Regions from separate parts of the Homo sapiens genome. Here region 1 is linked to region 2. Evidence: read pairs that join two places in POLR2A ChIA-PET (ENCODE). Cell type or tissue: MCF 10A. All regions are shown on one strand. Each heading gives the region's core, and the rest is flanking DNA. Links, peaks and the distances in the headings are about the cores only.

Region 1 (7,503 bases), core at 864-5,863, 200 kb before region 2:
GCCCGTAATCCCAGCTACTCGGGAGGCTGAGGCAGGAGAATTGCTTGAACCCAGGAGGCAGAAGTTGCAGTGAGCTGAGATCACGCCACTGCACTCCAGCCTGGGCTACAGAGCAAGACTACGTCTCAAAAAGAAAAAAAAAAAAAAAAAAATTGGCCGGGCCTGGTGGCTCATGCCTGTAATCCCAGCACTTTGGGAGGCTGAGGCGGGTGGATCACCTGAGGTCGGGAGTTAGAGAACAGCCTGACCAACATGGAGAAACCCTGTCTCTACTAAAAATACAAAATTAGCAAGGTGCAGTGGTGCCTGCCTGTAATCCCAGCTACTCAGGAGGCTGATGCAGAAGAATCACTTGAACCCAGGAGGTGGAGGTTGCGGTGAGCTGAGATCACGCCATTGCACTCCAGCCTAGGCAACAAGAGCAAAATTCCGTCTCAAAAAAAAAAAAAAATTATAGAGATGAGGTCTCACTATATTGCCCAGGCTGGTCTTGAACTACTGGGCTCAAGTGATCCTCCTGCCTCGGCCTCCCAAAGTGCTGGGATCGTAGGTGTGAGCCACCATATGGAGGCTGGCTGGAATTTTAATGGAAATCTTTTGAAATTACCAATTCAGTTTCTTCAGTAGGGTTAGACTTACCCTATTGAGGAAACTTTAGAACTTTTTAGGTGTTTTATTTCTTCTGAAATCAGTTTTGCTAAGTCATTTTTCATGAGAATTTGTCCATTAGGTTTAAATTTTCAAATTTATTGTCATATAGTTTTTGATAATGTTTTATTTTCTTTTGAATGACTGTGGCACCTATAATGATACCCCTTTTTTCATTCCTGGCATTAATGACTTGTGAATTCTGTCTCTGATTTGAATCACAGCAGTTTGTCAATGTTATAATGTCAAAGAAGTAACTTTTTGGCTTTATTGATTCTCTCTAATGTATAGTTATTACCTCTTATTTCTGTTCTTTATTATTATTTTCTTCTTCATGATTTTTTTTGTGTGGTTATCTTTCTACCCCACCACTAATGCCTACTTATGATTTCATTGACATTTAAATAGTGATCAGTTTCCTGGTAATAGATAATAGTTGCTTAACTGTAATTCCAGTTAGAATATAGCTGGTTTGGTTGACTAGAGTATACCACTAATTAGGCTAAAGTCAAACTTTTGATTCTTTCTTGGTCTGGTGCAGTTCCTTTGAGCCCATGGCTACAGTCAGCCACTTTACAGAGGTCAATGAAAATACTGCTATAGCTTTGGAGCATTGTAAGTATTTCACCATTACTGAAGAGAAAAAAATACAGAAGTTTACATTCTACTACCTTTTGGCCACTTCTGTTATCTTCAACAAGTGAAAGATAGAAGATTTTATGATCAAAAATCACAGAAGAAATGGTTTATCTGTTGGTAAAAATATCCTGATAATTCCATTTCTGTTTGAGCTGCGTGTATATTATTACCCTTCAAAATACTTAAGACATTTTCACAAATTGAGTTTTGTTTTATTATACTATTGTCATTATACATTCTGCTTTAAAAATTATTAAAGTAGGTCAGAGATATCATTATTTGCAATGTGCATAATTAGTTGACCTAAAGTGTCAGCTATGGCATTTCTAAGAGTTACTTAGAGTGGTTCTCTCTGGTGGCGATCAGAGACAGAGGGTGTTCTGATGGGCAGTGTTTTGTGATGCATGTGAGTTATTGTTTTTGTCAACAGCATGTGTTAGATTCTCCTATCCCTCACAATATCTGGTGTATAATATGCATCAGAAATGGAGAGAGCAGTTGGGCGTGGTGGCTCACGCCTGTAATCCCAGCACTTTGGGAGGCTGAGGAAGGCGGATCACAAGGTCAGGAGTTCAAGACCAGCCTGGCCAATATGGTGAAACTCTGTTTCTACTAAAAACACAAAAATTAGCTGGGCGGGGTGATGGGCGCCTGTTATCCCAGCTACTCGGGAGGTTGAGGCAGGAGAATTGCTTGAACCCAGGAGGCAAAGGTTGCGGTGAGCTGAGATTGCGCCATTGCACTCCAGCCTGGGTGACAGAGTGAGACTCCTACTCAAAAAATAAAATAAAATAAAAAAAGAAATGGAGAGGAAGCACACAGTCTTGTCAGCTTGACTCACTCTTTAAATGTCAATCATATAAGTAGGCATTAGTGGTGGGGTAGAAAGATAACCACACAAAAAAATCATGAATATACTCTTCCTGGTTTCCTGTATAACATTACATACCACACTGATATGGAGAGAGGAATGTGAGTGGTGTAGTTAGGGAACTCCAAAACAACAGGGCTGAAAGAAAGTAGCAACAATTTCCTATGATGTTGACTTGTGACCTTTAGAAAATTCTTCAGTGTTAGCCTGTCAATCATAATGTGCTGAAAGTTTGAAAAAGATAATATTTCACTCTCACTAAAGATATTAATGATCTGAATATCAATCCTTTTAATTAACTGAACCAAAAGCACAATCAATCATAGATTTTTAGAAAAAAGGAAAAAAATTATCAATCACACAGCAAGTCAAGATGATTTTCGGACCAAAGACCTAAATGTTATCAATTAAATTCCATAATAGCAGGAAAAAAGGTCATTTGTAGTCTAGGAGTGGAAAAAAATCTTACAATGACTTGAAATCCAGAAGGAATTTTTTAAAAGATTGTAAATTGAACTACCCAACAATAACAACAGCAAAGTCTTCTGAATAGTCAAAATACTATAGGCAAAGCCAAAAGACAAATCATAAACCGGGAAAATATTTGCCACTTATGTTAAAGAATTTATAGAGAGGGTTCCTAAAAGTTGAGAAAAGACTGATTTTTTTTAAAGGGATGGAAGTTGTAATTCACAGAAAATGGAAAGCAAATTATCTTTAAAGATATGAAAAGGTACTCAGCCTCACTCATAGGAGAAATGAGAAAATTACATTAAGACACTCTTTCAGACTCTAACAGACTGACAAAAATTCAAAACTTTGACATCAGATGCCTGGAGTGAGGCTGTGGAGGAAATAGGAACCCTCATACATTGTTAGTGGTAATACAAAATAATATAAACTCTCTAGAGGAGAATTTGGCAATATCTGGCAAAATTCCATATGCATTTATCCTTTGATGTGGCAATCCTATTTCTAGGACTTTAATCCGGTGATACATTTGCAAACAAACAAACCACAAGAAAGTGACATATTTGTATTATACATTCCAGCATTATTTGTAATGACGAAAGATTAGAAACCACCCAAACATCCATCAGTAAGAAATGGTTGACTAAAGTATAAAACAATTTACATAATGGAGCACAATGAAGCTATAAAAAATAAAGAAGAAATCCGTATAGACATTGATGTGGAGTGATATCCAGAATATGTCAGTAAGGCCAGGAGCGGTGACTCAAGCCTGTAATCCCAGCACTTTGGGAGGCCGAGGCCAGTGGATCACCTGAGGTCAGGAGTTGAAGACCAGCCTGGCCAACATGATGAAACCCGTCTCTACGAAAAACACAAAAATTAGCTAGGCATGGTGGCACACACCTGTAGTCCCAGCTATTCAGGAGGCTGAGGCAGGAGAATCGCTTGAAACCAGGGGGCAGAGGTTGCAGTAAGCAGAGACTGCGCCATTGCACTCTAGCCTGGGTAACAGAGCGAGACTCTGCCTCAAAAACAAAAAATAAATAAATAAAAGAATAAAAAGAGTATATCAGTAAAAGGAAATAAAATATCACCTGCAAAACAGTGCACCACCTTGTCAGTAAAAAAGAGGGGAAATACACACATATGTACACACACACACAATTTGCTCATAGTTTCAAATGAACACACAAGAAGGATAAACCAGTGGGAGAAATATTGGGAGAAGGCAGGAAAGAGTGAGAGGCAGAAACAGTAATGGAAATGAGACCTCTCTGAATGTATCTTGCTCTAAAGCTTTGACTTTGAAATCATTTAAATATTTCATATATTCAAAAATTAAATCAAATCAAAAGATAGGAAATAAAGCATTTCCTAAAATTTGAAAATGAACCAAAATAGGTACTAAATTATGTATCAGATTGACGGTGTACCACAAAGATAAAAGAGCTAGTTCAAGTTACTTTTGGATGCTCCATTTGGACTGTACATCATTAGTAGAATGTATTCTAAGGTCAAAAAAAAAGAACTGCAAAAATATGTAAACTTCATTCAGTAGTCTTTCTGTTAGTAGCAATGTTGGTACTATAATTTTGGAATTATTATATATGTTTTGAAGATTAATTCATTATTACAGCAATAAAAACTATTGCTAGAAATCAAGATTTTTGTGTGTGTAACAGAAAAGACACATACATATAAAATTAAAGAAGTTCAGTCAAACCGGGCATGGTGGCTCACGCCTGTAATCCCAGCACTTTGGGAGGCCAAGGCAGGCAAATCACCTGAGGTCAGGGGTTCAAGACCAGCCTGGCCAACATGATGAAACCCCATCTCTACTAAAATTACAAAAATTAGTTGGGCGTGGTGGCAGGCACCGGTAATCCCAGGAACTCGGAGGCTGAGGCAGGAGAATGGCTTGAACCGGGGAGGCAGAGGTTGCAGGGAGCCGAGGCCATGTCATTGCACTCCAGCCTGGGCGACAAGAGTGAAACTCCATCTCAAAAAAAAAAAAAAAAAAAAGTTCAGTCAAAACTTAATGATGTCAGATTTGAAATGGAGAAATTATTATTAACTTTTGAGGCTTTAAAAATGTTCATTTCCTAGGTTAGTCAACAGAAGCAATAACAACAGTGATGAATACACCATTCCCCACTAAAACAAGCCGGGGCTCCTTAGAGAAATGGCTAAGCACAAACTGGAGGCAGGCAAAGTATGAGTTGGTCCTGGGGCTTCTTGTACTAGAAAGCAAGGATGATATCAAAGATTAATGGGAGTCACATCAAAAAGCCAATTTGTGAGGCTCCCCTGGCCTAAGATAAAATAATTAGAGCATCAAAAAGAAGAATGACCATAATTGACTAAAACATAGCAAGTATATAAAAAATCAATATATTTATAATGCTAACTGAGGTGAGATTGAGAAAGAAATTGAAACAGAGACAGAAACAATAGCAGCTAAAAAAAAAAAAAAATCACAGGGCTCTATTGAAGGAAGCTAGGGAACCAACTCCTTACTCTGAGAACTGGTAATTTAAGAAAAAGAATTTAACATTTATCCTGCCTGTTACATCTGAACTGTATTTCCAGGTTACTAAAAAGGTCTACTTGATCAGGGAAAGTTCTTCTTTACCGGAGAATTCCAGCTAATATACTTAGAAGGAATAATAGAACAAAAATGGTTAAAAATCATCTTTTTGGCCGGGCGCGGTGGCTCACGCCTGTAATCCCAGCACTTTGGGAGGCCGAGGCAGGCGGATGACGAGGTCAGGAGATCGAGACCATCCTGGCTAACACGGTGAAACCCCGTCTCTACTAAAAATACAGAAAAATTAGCTGGGCATGGTGGCGGCCGTCTGTAGTCCCAGCTACTGGGGAGGCCGAGGCGGGAGGATGGCGTGAAACCGGGAGGCGGAGCTTGCAGTGAGCCGAGATCGTGCCATCGCACTCCAGCCTGGGCGACAGAGCGAGACTCCGTCTCAAAAAAAAAAAAAAATCATCTTTTTCAAGCCCTTATTGAATAATAGGTCCAGAGATGAGATTAATGCAAAACCTAATGGAAAATGGTGGACAGGGAAATTTACAGTGGAAGGATCAGACTGTCACCACCTGAACCAAATGACTCATCTCACCTCACTAAATGTATGCACCAGATTATGCACTGTTGGATGCATAAATAGGATTTTTTTCATGACATGCGCTTGTCGAAGAGGTTGAACCAAATTGAATTCAGCCTTTAGACCTCACTTTCAGATTATGGGAGAAACAAGGGCCAAACTAGCAAGTTAAAGTAATCAAACAAATGCAGAATGTGGGACATTCTACAGCAAAACGGATCCAATTTTCAAAACAAGTCAAGGACATAAGGAAAACAGGGGGCAGAAGAAGTGGGGGATGCTCTTGGTTATAAAAAGACTTAAGAGCCATAATAATCAAATGCAATGAGTGGAGGAATTTGAGTATAAACTGACTAATCATTCTTATTTAGGATTTTTTTAATGTAAGTTAGACATGATAATGATATGAGAAATGGCCTTATTTTTTAGAAATATTTTGAGGTGAATGGAATACTATGCAGCCATAAAAAAGAATGAGATCATGTCTTTTGTGGGAACATGGCTGGAGCTGGAGGCTATTATCCCTAGCAAACTAATGCAGGAACAGAAAACCAAATACCACATGTTCTCACAAGTGAGAGCTTAATGATGAGAACTCATGAACACAAAGAAGAGAACAACAGACACTGTGGTCTACTTGAAGGAAGAAAATAACTATTGGGTACTAGATTTAATACCTGAGTGATGAAATAATCTGTACGACGAACCCTCATGACACGAGTTTACCTATACAACAAACCTTCACATGTACCCCCAAACCTGAAATAAAAAATTTTAAAAGCAATTTAAAAAAACAAAGGCATAAATATTTTGAGGTGAAGTGACATGGTGTCAAAGATACGCCTTAAATGACGAACTAAGAAAACAAAGAGAGAAAGGCACGGAAAGAGAAAGAGATAAAGAATGGTTAGATCCAGCAAGTGTGATGAAAATCAAAACAATGAAATTGTTCAATTTGAGGAATGGGTCTATAGGGGTTAATTATCCTATTTACTATATTTTTGTGATGAAAATGTTTATAATAAAATTTTTTTTTTTTTTTTGAGACAGAGTCTCGCTCTGTCACCAGGCTGGAATGCAGTGGTGCGATCTTGGCTCATGGCAACCTCTGCCTCCCAGGTTCAAGCGATTCCCCTGCCTCAGCCTCCTGAGTAGCTGGGACTACAGGCACACACTTGGCTAATTTTTTTTTTTTTTTTTGTATTTTAGTAGAGACAGGGTTTCACCATGTTGGCCAGGATGGTCTCGATCTCCTGACCTTGTGATCCTCCTGCCTCGGCCTCCCAAAGTGCTGGGATTACAGGCATGAGCCACCACGCCTGGCCAATAAAATGTTTTTAAAAGTCAATCATTGGCTGGTCATGGTGGCTCATGCCTGTAATCCCAGCACTTTGGGAGGTCAAGGTGGGCAGACCACTTGAGATCAGGAGTTCAAGACCAGCTTGACCAACATGTCCACTAAAAAACCCCATCTCTACTAAAAATACAAAAATTAGCCGGGCATGGTGGTGGGTGCCTGTAGTCCCAGCTACTCAGGAGGGTGAGGCAGGAGAATAGCTTGAACCCAGAAAGGCGGAGGTTGCAGTGAGCTGAGATGACATCACTGCATTCCAGCCTGGGTGACAGAATGAGACTGCATCTCAAAAAAAAAAAAAGAAGAAGAAAAAGTCAATCGTTACGGCACTTTGCCAAAAATATTGCAGATGATCAATATATCACCTCCGGATGGACCATCTGGTCACATCTGTGCTGATA
Region 2 (7,503 bases), core at 1,412-6,411:
AAAATGACCCTATACATGCTATGGAAGGCTTATGTCTCAGACTGATTGGAATTAGGATTTTAGAACAAGAAAGTTACTTCATTTCTACTAATTTATTCCCACATTGTTTTGCTGATGTGCACATTGAGCACAAAGAGGCAAAATGACTGTAGTAAAGTTATAAAGCTGGTTAATGGTGGCCGGGCACGGTGGCTCACGCCTATAATCCCAACACTTTGGGAGGCCGAAGCAGGTGGATCACTTGAGGCCAGGAGTTCGAGACCAGCCTGGCCAACATGATGAAACCTCGTCTCTATTAAAAATACAAAAAAATTAGCCAGGTGTGGTGGTGCGCACCTGTAATCACAGCTACTCGGGAGCTTGAGGTGGGAGAATTGCTTGAACCTGGGAGGCAGAGGTTGCAGTGAGCTGAGATTGAGCCACTGCACTCCAGTCTGAGCAACAGAGTGAGACCCTGTCTCAAAATAAAGAAAGAAAGAAATAAAGCTGGCTAATGGCGAAGCAGGAGGAAAACCCCTGTGTATTACTCAGGATTGAATCTGGCTACAAATAACAACAGACAAGTAAACAACAACAACAACAAAATATAACAGTGGCTTGAACGGGATAGAAGCTTATTTCTCTCTCAGACTGGGTGGTCAGTAGAGGACTTGTTGGCCACTCCACAATTCTAGGAGCCCAGGCTTTTTTTCACTGTGGCTCTGGCTTCCAGGAACCTCATGGTCCAAGACGGCTGCTTGTACTCTGGTCATCACTTCACCATCCTAGCCAGCAAGAAGAAAGAACTGAAGGGAAAGGGGGAGGGCATCCCCACTCCCTTTTAAGAGGAATTCCAGTGGCTCACGCCTGTAATCCCAGCACTTTGGGAGGCTGAGGTGGGCGGATCACCTGAGGGCAGGAGTTGGAGACCAGCCTGGCCAACATAGTGAAACCCTGTCTCTATTAAAGATACAAAAATTAGCTGGGCGTGGTAGCAGGCACCTGTAATCCCAGCTACTATGGAGGCTGAGGCAGGAGAATCACTTGAACCCAGGGGGCAGAGGTTGCAGTGGGCCAAGATCATGCCCCTGCACTCCAGCCTGGGTGACAGAGTGAGACTCCATCTCCCCCCACAAATAATAATAACTAATAAATAAAGTAATTAATTAAATTTTTTAAAAAAGAAGACTTCCCCAAAGTTCCACACAACACTTGGGTTTGTTTCTTACTGTTTTGAACTTGGCCTTCAGGCCATAACTCCTTTAAGGGAGGCTGGGAAATGTCATTTAGCTGGGGAGTAATGTGACTAGCTGAAATGTTATCGTTGTTTTTCAACTGGGAAGAAGGGGAGAATGGGTATTGAGAGGCATCTAGAAATCTCTTCTGAGGTCTCCCATCTACCAGCCCTGAGCTGCTTTTGTTACTCCAAGACTGGGTATGGGGTTTAGCCTTATAACAGGGGTGTCTAGTCTTTCGGCTTCCTTGGGCCACAATAGAGGAAGAATTATCTTGGGCCACATATAAAATACACTAATGGCTGGGCACAGTGGCTCATGCCTGTAATCCTAGCACTTTGGGAGGCCGAGGCAGGTGAATCACTTAAGGTCAGGAGTTTGAGAGACCAGCCTGGCCAACATGGTGAAACCCATCTCTACTAAAAATACAAAAATTAGCTGGAAATCGCTTGAACCCAGGAGGCAGAGGTTGCAGTGCGCCGGGATTGTGCCACTGCACTCCAGCCTGGGCAACAGTGTGAGACTCCATCTCAAATAAATAAATAAATAAATAAAATTAAATTAAATACACTAATCATAGCTGATGAGCTAAAAAAAAAAACTCACAAAAAAATCTCATAATATTTTAAGAAAGTTTACAAATTTGTGTTGGGCCACATTCAAAGCCATCCTGAGCCCCATGTGGCCCGTGGGCCACAGGTTGGACAAGCTTGATTTAGGACATTATTGAACATAGTCCTAATGAGGTCATTGCCCTCTGTGCCTGTGTGTGAGGGGTCTGGGATTGTTAGCAAATGACAACGAAAACTAAGGGAAGATTGGAAGTGAAGCTGAACCCCAGGCATAGTTACATAATATTCCTAGCTTACCCAGTACTAGAAATAATAATAATAATATCACCGGTCAAGTGCCTACTATATGCATTATGGGTATTATTTAATTTGCCACAAAGCCCTGAAAGTACAATTATTATTTCCATTTTACACAAGAGACGCAGAGAGGATAAATAACTCATCCAGTGTCACAAAGCTAGAAAAGGGTAAATCTAGATTTTTTTTTTTTTTTTGAGACAGACTCTTGCTCTGTCCCCCAGGCTGGAGTCCAGTGGCACGATCTTGACTCACTACAACCTCCACCTCCCAGGTTCAAGTGATTCTCCTGCCTCAGCCTCCCAAGTAGCTGGGATTACAGGCACACACCACCACGCCTGGCCAAATTTTGTATTTTTAGTAGAGCTGGGGTTTTGCCATGTTGGCTAGGGTGGTCTCGAACTCCTACCTCAAGTGATCCACCTGCCTCAGCCTCCCAAAGTGCTGGGATTACAGGCATGAGCCACCATCCCTAGCTATCAATCTAGAATTTAAACCCAGGTAGATTAAACTCAGAGCTCACACACTGGCCTAGCACCTTCCAGTATCTTTCTTTTTGTTCTACTGTCTAAAACAACCAGCTTAATGGAAGTACAGTAGACGTAGAGTTTCCAGATAAAAGACACAACTCCCCATTCAATTTAAATTTTAGTTAAAGAATTATAATTTTGGCCGGGCGCGGTGGCTCAGGCCTGTAATCCTAGCCCTTTGGGAGGCTGAGGCGGGCGGATCATGAGGTCAGGAGATCAAGACCATCCTGGCTAACACGGTGAAACCCCATCTCTACTAAAAATACAAAAAATTATCCAGGTGTGGTGGCCGGTGCCTGTACTCCCAGCTACTCGGGAGGCTGAGGCAGGAGAATGGCGTGAACCTGGGAGACGGAGGTTGCAGTGAGCTGAGATTGCGCCACTGCACTCCAGCCTGGGTGACAGAGCGAGACTCTGTCTCAAAAAAAAAAAAGAAAGAATTATAATTTTTGGCCGGGCTCGGTGGCTCACACCTGTACTTCCAGCACTTTGGGGGGCTGTGGGAGGTGGAACATCTGAGGTCAGGAGTTCGAGACCAGCCTGGCTAACATGGTGAAACCCCATTTCTACTAAAAATACAAAAAATTAGTCGGGCGTGGTGGCATGCACCTGTAAACCCAGCTACTTGGGAGGCTGAGGCAGGAGAATCGCTTGAACCTCGGGGGAGGAGGTTGCATTAAGCTGAGATTGCGCCATTGCACTGTAGCTTGGGCAACAAGAGCGAAACTCCATCTCAAAAACAAAACAAAACAAAAAAGAGCCAGGCGCGGTGGCTCACACCTGTAATCCCAGCACTCTGGGAGGCCAAGGTGGGTGGATCACGAGGTCAGGAGATCGAGACCATCCTGGCTAACACGGTGAAACCCCATCTCTACTAAAAATACAAAAAATTAGCTGGGTATGGTGGTGGACACCTGTAGTCCCAGCTACTTGGGAGGCTGAGGCAGGAGAATGGTGTGAACCTTGGGAGGTGGAGCTTGCAGTGAACTGAGACTCCGTCTCAAAAAAAAAAATAACTACTAACTTTTCAGTATATCTCCTCCAATATTTAAGACATACTTATACTCATTGTGGCTTTACTGGATATGAAGTGAATCAAATTTGGAACTGATATTTTGAATTTGAATTTGGTAACCCTGATCAGATTGAAAAGCAAAGTTGTCTGGCCTTCATCGCACCAGGCCTCAGTGTGGCCATCTGAAAGATGGGAGCTAAGGCTTACTTAGTCAATGCACAGAAAAGAATCATCACCCATTAATTCTGTGGAGTAAGGGCAAGGTCACGGAGTTCACATTTACTCAGTAGGAACATTGCCAACAGGAGGAACTGTCTGAGCCAACTCCCTATCTGAGTTGCTGGAGGAGCCTAGGGGTTTATACTCCAATAATCTCAGATTGGAAAACTGCCACCACCATCTGGCCCTGAAAGTGTTCACACTAGGATTTCTTTGTTTGGTTCTTTGGTAGCCAACTCGGAGATTTCTTTGCTGGACATTGAGGTTCTTTTTCTTCTTAGTGAGATCACTGCCTCCCAGAGGTCGGCAGCAGGGAGAACACCAACAGAATTTTGCAGACACTGTGGCTCCAGACTCCTTGAGAGACGGGGAGGGGAGGAACAGGAGATACCGATGCCACTAATATAGCCAGTTTCCTCAACTGTGAAGAAAAGATCATGCGTTCTTCCCACTCTGCCTAACTCAGCAAGATGGCTGTAAAATGATAGGGAACCACAAGACTCTTTCCTGAGCCTCAAAACAGAAATCATATTATAATATTAGCTAGGCAGGGTGGCACACATCTGTAGTCCTAGCTACTTGGGAGGCTGAGGCAGGAGGATCGCTTGAGCCTGGGAGGTTGAGGTTGCAGTAAACCGTGTTTGTGCTATTGCACTCTAGCCTGGGTGACAAAGGGATATCTTGTCTCATAATAACAATAATTGTGTTCCAATTTTTCTGTACACACACACACACAATAACAGATAACGCCTACTGTGCATTGAGCATGCATTGCTCTAAGTGCTGTGTGCACATTTGTTCATTTAATGCTCACAACAACCCTACAAGGTGGATTACTCTATTTTCCATATTTTACAGTTGAGGAAACAGGCAGAGAGAAGTTGAGAAACTTGCCCAAGGCAAGAATGTCAAATCCTTTCTTCCTTAGAAACAACTGTTTAGAGGCTGGGCGTGGTGGCTCACACTTGTAATCCCAGCACTTTGGGAGGCCAAGGTGGGAGATCACCTGAGGTCAGAAGTTTGAGACCAGCCTGACCAACATGGAGAAACCTTGTCTCTACAAAAAAACACAAAATTAGCTGGGTGTGGCGGCACATGCCTGTACTCCCAGCTACTCAGGAGACTGAGGCAGGAGAATCGCTTGAACCCGGGAGGCAGAGGTTTCAGTGAGCTGAGATCATGCCATTGCACTCCAGCCTGGGCAACAAGAGTGAAACTCCATCTCAAAACAAAAAAAAAAAAAAAAAAAGGAAAGGAAAAAAGAAATAACTGTTTAGATATTAAATATTATTGTTACAATGAGATCTGCAACCCCCTTTTGGGGGTTAGGGTATCTTTGGAAGAGTCTACAGAGCTCCAAACTGTATAATCAGTCAGACAAAGGGCAAAGGGTGTTTCTTGACCACGGACTTCTGTTGCTCTGGCTTTGAGCCCCGTGTGTAGCTCCTTCTGCATTGCCTCTTCTCTGGCTCTTGCTGAAAGCCACGCCTCATCCTGGGGGATTTGTTACACCTGAGAATATGGTCATGCCTGAGTCACACTGGCTGGCAGTTATGACAGCTCCGAGCGCCAGGGTGACAGACGTGATGTTGGTGGCTTCTTTGCTCTCTGTTCAGAGGGTGACCAGAGCTCTAATTTATGACAACTGGCAGATACAGGGCCAGTATCCAGCCTAGACCCTCGGGGTGACCCCTGCAGCTTGCTCTGAGATGGAAGTGAGGTCTTGAAAGTATATGTTCACCTAAGGCAGTCATGAGAATGAACGGTGATAGGTACTAGATACTCTTTTATTATTATTATTATTATTATTATTATACTTTAAGTTTTAGGGTACATGTGCACAACGTGCAGGTTAGTTACATATGTATCCATGTGCCATATTGGTGTGCTGCACCCAGTAACTCGTCATTTAACATTAGGTATATCTCCAAATGCTATCCCTCCCCCCTCCCTCCACCCCACAACAGGCCCCGATGTGTGATGTTCCCCTTCCTGTGTCCATGTGTTCTCATTGTTCGATTCCCACCTATGAGTGAGAACATGCGGTGTTTGATTTTTTGTCCTTGTGATAGTTTGCTGAGAATGATTGTTTCCAGCTTCATCCATGCCCCTACAAAGGACATGAACTCATCATTTTTTATGGCTGCATAGTATTCCACGGTGTATATGTGCCACATTTTTTTAATTCAGTCTATCATTGTTGGACATTTGGGTTGGTTCCAAGTCTTTGCTATTGTGAATAGTGCCGCAATAAACATACATGGATAGGCACTAGATACTCTTCAAATGCTTTGTGCAGAAGAGATCCTGGCTCTGAAAATCCAAGATGCTGGATCAGGGATGTATTCATTGGACCAGGTTAGCCCTTAAAATCAACAGTCCTTTTCCTCTTTGCAAAAAGCTTTCAAATTCCCTTCTTCAAGCTTTAGTCGAAACTACCTCTCGATTCTCATATGTGTTCATTCATTCAATCACTCATTGATTCAGTCCAAAATATTTATTAAATGCCCACAATGTAACTGCCTTGAAATAGTCATTTGCCTAAACTAGTAAAAAGAAAGTTTGGGCCGGACACAGTGGCTCACGCCTATAATCTCCAGCACTTTGGGAGGCCGAGGCGAGTGGATCACCTGAGGTCAGGAATTGGAGACCAGCCTGGCCAACATGGTGAAACCCCGTCTGTACTAAAAATACAAAAATTAGCCAGGCCTGGTGGCATGCGCCCATAATCCTAGTTACTCAGGAGGCTGAGGCAGAAGAATTGCTTGAACCTGGGAGGTGGAGGTTCCAGTGAGCCAAGATTGCGCTACTGCACTTCAGCCTGGGTGACAGAGAGAGACTTCATCTCAGAAAAAAAAAAAAAAGAAAAGAAAAGGCCAGGCGTGGTGGCTCACACCTGTAATCCTAGCATTTTGGGAGGCTGAGGTGGGTAGATCACCTGAGGTCAGGAGTTCGAGAACAGCCTGGCCAACATGGCGAAACCCTGTCTCTAATAAAAATACAAAAAATTAGCTGGGCATGGTGGCAGGTGCCTGTAATCCCAGCTACTTGGGAGGCTGAGGCAGGGAGAATTGCTTAAACCTGGGAGGCAGAGGTCGCAGTGAGCTGAGATCATACCACTACACTCCAGCCTGGGGAACAGAGCAAGACTCCATCTCAAAAAAAAAAAAAAAAAAAAAGTTTGTGCTTTACACTATAGAATTAAAAAATGACAAGACCCATGTATCTTGAATTTAGCATGAATATAAATTATGATTAGAGATTACTGTAGCAGGACACTCAAGAGAACATAATACGCTGATTTTGAGAATGCAAAGGACTCAGTGAACAGTTTGCTTTTGTGGAGAAGATCAGCAAGTCTGTGCATTCCAGTTACCATTTCATATTTATGTTAAATCTAAGTTTACTCTGTATGTTGTCTATTCACCAAGAGGGGAAACTCTTTCTTATAATAGTGAAAATTGAACCTCTTTCTTATAATAATGATAGATGTAAGGACTGTGACTTACAATCTATGAATGTTTGTTTTAGGAAACTACATGTTACAGATTTTTTTTTTTTTTTTTGAGACAGAATTTTGCTCTTGTTGCCCAGGCTGGAGTGCAATGGCACGATCTCAGCTCACTGCAACCTCCGCCTCCTGGGTTTGAGCGATT

What was found. ChIA-PET counts read pairs that join two places held together with the same protein. Peaks named below come from ENCODE experiments on the same cell type or tissue, not always from the same donor. Only the 100,000 strongest peaks of a DNase experiment are listed, where the experiment ranks them.
Region 1: POLR2A ChIA-PET joins it to region 2 with 5 read pairs; 3 of 35 experiments call an interaction of 5 or more read pairs at or near these places.

What each region holds. Positions count from the first base shown.
Region 1 is chr1:13,647,148-13,654,650 of GRCh38, reverse strand. No RefSeq gene overlaps it. Among named protein-coding and RNA genes, the nearest start is that of PRDM2, 49 kb to the left of the region's middle. In MCF 10A, for the core only: no CTCF peak of the experiment used is centred there; a DNase peak (open chromatin) is centred at 3,110.
Region 2 is chr1:13,448,263-13,455,765 of GRCh38, reverse strand. No RefSeq gene overlaps it. Among named protein-coding and RNA genes, the nearest start is that of PRAMEF20, 42 kb to the right of the region's middle. In MCF 10A, for the core only: no CTCF peak of the experiment used is centred there; a DNase peak (open chromatin) is centred at 3,955.